Regions from separate parts of the Homo sapiens genome. Here region 2 is linked to region 1. The links are chromatin loops, found by intact Hi-C in ENCODE. Cell type or tissue: CD4-positive, alpha-beta T cell. All regions are shown on one strand. Region 1 holds the start of LINC01511 (long intergenic non-protein coding RNA 1511). Region 2 overlaps LPCAT1 (lysophosphatidylcholine acyltransferase 1).

Region 1 (2,500 bases):
GTACTTTATCTGTACCTGGCTACGTGAGATCAGACTGTCACCCAGCATTAACTAAACCTTACAGTGGAGACAGTGGGTTGTATCACTCCCGAGAAGAAACCACAGAACGCTGTAGGAGTAATGCCTGCACCGGCTTCCCCCGCACCACACGGAGCGGCTGCCTACAGCTTTGTTAGGGGCTGAATGCAACCCCGATGCAGGCACCAGCCCTCCAGAGCAGCCTCCATGGAGGAATGCGGTTCCCCACTCTGCCCACATACCTCTCCTGCAGCAGCGCTGAACACCGTCTCCGGACGTCTGGAGCTATCACCATGGGCAACACTTTCGTGGTCTTTATTTTTAGCTTCTCCTTTAGAAACTCACTTTTTGGGGTGGTTTTGTGTCCAGAAGTTGGTGGGTTCTTAGTCTCGTCTTCAAGAATGAAGCCGCAGACCCTCGCGGTACATGTTACGGTTACCTAAAAACGGTGTGTCTGGAGTTTGTTCCTTCTGGTGCGTTCGTGGTCTACACTGATTTCAGGAGTGAAACTGCAAACCTCCGCGGTGAGTGTCACAGCTCCTAAAAATGCAGCACGTCCAGAGTTCTTTGCCCCTCCCAGTGGATTTACAGTCTCGCTGGCTTCGGGAGTGAAGCTGTAGACCTTTACCGTGAGCGTTGCAGCTCACAAACGCAGCACAGACACAAACACTGAGCAGCAGTAAGATTTACTACGAAAACCAAACAAGGAAAGCTCCCAGAGGACAAAAGCAGACCCTAACAGGTTGCCACCGCTGGCTCCCGCAGCCTGCTTTTATTCCCTTATCTGACCCCACCCACATCCTGCTGACTGGTCCATTTTACGGAGAACTGATTGGTCCATTTTACAGAGAGCTGATTGGTCCATTTTACAGAGAGCTGATTGGTCCATTTGGACAGGGTGCTCATTGGTGCATTTACAAACCTTTAGCTGGCTACAGAGTGCTGATTGGTGTGTTTACAATCCTTTAGGTAGACAGAAAAGTTCTCCAAGTCACCACCGGAGCCAGAAGCCCAGCCGGCCTCACCTCTCAGTAGCACTCCCTTTAGAACTTTGCAGCATCTACCCTGGGCACTCCGGCAGCCCAGAGGGAGCTCATCCCCAGATCAAGCCCAGCAGGCGTCGGCGGGCCAGCCAAGCCTGCACCCACCCGGAACCCGCGCCGCCCGCGAGCGCTGCGCTCAGCCCCCGCTCCCGCCCGCGCCTCTCCGCCAGCAGAGGGAGCTGGCTCCAGCCTCGGCCAGCCCCAGAGAGGGGCCCCACAGCGCAGCGGCAGGCCGAAGGGCTCCTCAAGCACGGCCAGAGCCGACACGGAGGCCCAGGAAGCGCCGAGAGCCAGCGAGGGCTGCTGGCACGTTGTCACCTTTCAGTTTCACAATATCCCAAGATGCATTAGTAGTTTCTGTAGCCTGAGTGTTAGTGGCCCCCAAAATTGATAGGTTGGAACCTAATACCCAATGTGATGGTGTTAACAGGTGGGACCTTTGGGAGGTGAGTAGATCACGAGGGCTGTGCTCTCACGAATGGCATGAGTGGCCCGGGTAGAAGAGGCTCCAGGGAGCTCCCTCGCTCTGTCCACCCTGAGCCTTGTCAAGAGGCGCCGTCTTGGAAGCAGAGGGCTGCCTCATGGGACGCCACATCCGCCAGCACCCTGGTCTTGGACTTGCAGCCTCCAGGACTGTGAGCAATAAATGTCTGTTGTTGACAAGTGGCTCAGGCTTAGGCGTGTTGTCACAGCAGCCCGAATGGACTCCAGCAGCAGAGCAGCCAGGGCTGCACGTGGTGCGTGAACACACCCGCCGCCCTCCTCCTCCTGGGGCATATGACGGCTGCGCAGCTCTGTGTATCCAGTTTCTGGGCTGTTCCATGCCCCTATTCCCCTGATTGCTATGTTCTCCAGCTGAAAGAGCACACTGATTTTGCCTTCAGCCCACTCTCATTTTCCCCCAGATTTCACTAAGTGATTTTGCTAAGTGATGGCTGTGCTTCCCCTGTGCGCTTCTCTCTGGCTGGTTTCTACTCCGGATCCACTAGTGGGGCCAGAAAGAGCAGTAGGAAGGAACCTGAGGTTCCTGTCCACCATCAGGCATGTGCACACCTACACCCACACACCCCTGCACTGTGCACACCCACACACACTTGCACACCCACCTGTGCACACGTACATCCATACACACATGCTCACCCCTACATGGACACCCACACACGTGCACGTGCCCATACACATGCACACCCATGCACACACCTGTCTGTGCACACCCCACACCCATGCATGCCGGCACACACCCATGCACATCCACACACAGGCACATACCCACACACACGTGCACACCTCACACCCATGCATACCTGCACACGCTTGCACACTCACCTGTGCACACACATCATACCTGCATGCACACCCCCACACGCACACCCACACACCTGTGCACACACCCATACACATGCATGCCCACACCCACATGTGCACACACCGTACATACC
Region 2 (2,500 bases), 88 kb after region 1:
CGGCGGCTCCGGCCCTCTCTGTGCAGGGCCCAGTGCCGAGGCGCCTGCCGCCCGCTCCCCACAACTCCACGGCGCTCCCCTCCCTGGCTCCACAGACTCTGTGCCCTGGAGATCCCCCAGACCCCTTGATCAGGGCCCGCCCATCCCTTTGTCCCTCTACCTCCTTGGAAACACTTCGGCTCCCTGTGGGGTGCAGGGTCCTGCCCCAGCCCTTTAGGCTCGAGCCTGGCCCACGGGCTCTGTGGCAGCGCTTTCCTCTGAGGTCCCGACGCCGCCCGTGTCCTTCCGCTCCAACCCCTGGGCTCCCTCAGATGGGCCAGCTCTTCTACCTGGTTCTTCCCCGAGTCCTCTGCCTGGGGCTGCACCATCCCCCGCCGCCCTCTCTCTGCCTGGGGTCCACGGTTCCTGGGGCTCCGACGGGGCCGTCGCCCTGACTCCGAGTCCCCTTCTCCTGCTGCAGCGCGCTGTGATCTTGTGAGCGTTTGCTCCACCCTCCGAGAAGTGGGCTGCCTGGGAGGGGCGTCGCCTCTCTTCAGGGAGGGGCTGCGCCTTCACCTCCACCGGCTCCTCCTTGCGGTGCTCAGGGAAGAAACGCTGACGCCTCCAGCCTTCCGGCCTGGCAAGCTGTCCCCGCGTTCACACCCTCTTCCCGGGGCTCTGCCTCTACCCCATGGACCGGGTCTGCTCCAGGCTCTGGAGACCCCATCCTCACCCTCCACTCTCCCTCCCCTGGGCCTCATCCCACAGCGCTGCCGCACGCGGCCACCCTGTCTTCTGTGGTCTACGTTTCTCTCCTGCTTTTAGATTTGCTGAATCAAACATCTGCAGACGAAATCCACGTTGGTGCTGCTGGAGCCTCAGAACGGGCCGGGTCAAAGCTTCAGGGCCACGGCCTCCAGCTCCTCGGCCGACCTGGATCCCACTCAGCCCCCAGAGAGCAGTGCCTCCTGCCCCCTAGTGGTTGCAAGGCTGCTTCAGAGGGGACAACCTGACATCTGTGTCCATTTGGACATGAGAACTGCAGATGCAGACTTTCATCCTCGGAGCCTCGTGTAGATGCTGCACGGGAAACGCAGAGGTAGGACTGAGGCTACCACAGGCAACAGACTTCAGGTTCTCACTGTCCACTCTCTGAGCCGCTGGAAGTTTTACCAGGGCCACATCTTAAGGTTTTACACAGTAATGATAACGAAAAAGAACAAAAACAAGGGGCCCCAAGGCGTATGAAGCACATCGGTGCGCTGCGCATCCGGAGTCCTGAGCACCGGCGTGTGCCTCTGGGGTCCTAGGTGCTAGGAGTTCTGTGTCCACAGTCAGCCTGGGGGGCAGCTTCCTGGATCTCTGTGTCCCAAGAGCAGCACGCTGGTGCACTTGCCACGCTCTCTCACACGAGACTGCTCCGTGGAAGCCCTTCCTGCTACATGCAGTCCCCCCAAAATGTGCCAGGCTCCCAGAGCAGCAGCAAAGCACAATGGCCATGACTTCAGGAAATGATGACACCATGAAAGGTATAGGCTGCAGAAAGGGACATGGGGAAGCAGCCTGCAAGAAGGTGGGAGGAAGGCAGGGCATATGCCGTCAGGGCGGAGCTGCTGAGGGTGGAGGTGAGGCGGGACCCTGGTGTCGCCGTGGGGACGCAGCCATATCAGCGGCCTGGAAGCCTGTGAGAAGTGATCACCCATCCTGCCCCCAGGTGGTCACTGTAGGGCAGCCTAGGCCTCACCCATCGCCTGGTTCACCTGAGAAAGACCTCCTAGTGGCACATACCCCACCCCAAGCAGGGACCCGGTGCACACTGTCCTCCCCAGTGGGCGTCCTCAACCCTACCACAGCCAGTTACCCTGCCCACCTGCAGGTGGGGCCTGTGCAGGAGGAAGGTCGGGCTCCACAGCCCATTGTTCATGTTGAGAAACAAGGCAACTGCCACCCCCACCGCTGCTGTCATTCGTTCCAGGTTATACTTGGTGGCTCTACAGCAGGGGCTGGTGGGGCCAGCAGAACGGGGGGCGGTGGCTCATGCCTGTAATCCCAGCACTTTGGGATGCTGAGGTGGGCGGATCACTTGAGGCCAGGAGTTTGAGACCAGCCTGGCCAACATGGTGAAACCCTGTTTCTTCTAAAATTACAAAAATTAGCTGGGTTTCATGGCACGAGCCTGTAATCCCAGCTACTTGGGAGGCTGAGGCACGAGAATCACTTGAACCTGGGAGGCAGAGGTTGGTTGCAGTGAGCCAAGATTGCACCACTGCACTCCAGCCTGGACAACAGAGCGAGACTCCATCTCACAAAAATTAAAAAAAAAAAAACAACAGGGCACAGTGAAAGCAGGGCCAGCAGGGGCCGCAGGGCCACAGGGCCTGGCTCAGATCAGGGGCCCTAGGAGGCAGGCTGCCCAGGCCTGGAGGAGGCAGGGAGGTCAGGCTTTCTTACACAGAGCTGCCAAATGTTGAGGTCATCGAGTTCATCCTGCCTGGGGAGACCCCCACAAGCCACCTTTTCA

What was found. A loop is a pair of places that touch in the nucleus more often than their neighbours do. Peaks named below come from ENCODE experiments on the same cell type or tissue, not always from the same donor. Only the 100,000 strongest peaks of a DNase experiment are listed, where the experiment ranks them.
Region 2: a loop joins it to region 1, with 2.6 times the contacts of the local background. A loop is called at or near these places in 5 of 110 quality-filtered maps.

The regions. Positions count from the first base shown.
Region 1 is chr5:1,379,302-1,381,801 of GRCh38, forward strand. It overlaps LINC01511 (long intergenic non-protein coding RNA 1511), which reads right to left and starts at 772. Exons shown (of 2, transcript NR_125810.1): 1 at 261-772. In CD4-positive, alpha-beta T cell, CTCF peaks have their summits at 1,212 (motif pointing right) and 1,416; DNase peaks (open chromatin) are centred at 960 and 1,230; H3K4me3 peaks cover 398 bases.
Region 2 is chr5:1,467,497-1,469,996 of GRCh38, forward strand. The region is part of intron 12 of LPCAT1 (lysophosphatidylcholine acyltransferase 1); the gene reads right to left. Among named protein-coding and RNA genes, the nearest start is that of SLC6A3, 23 kb to the left of the region's middle. In CD4-positive, alpha-beta T cell, CTCF peaks have their summits at 950 (motif pointing left) and 1,150; a DNase peak (open chromatin) is centred at 955.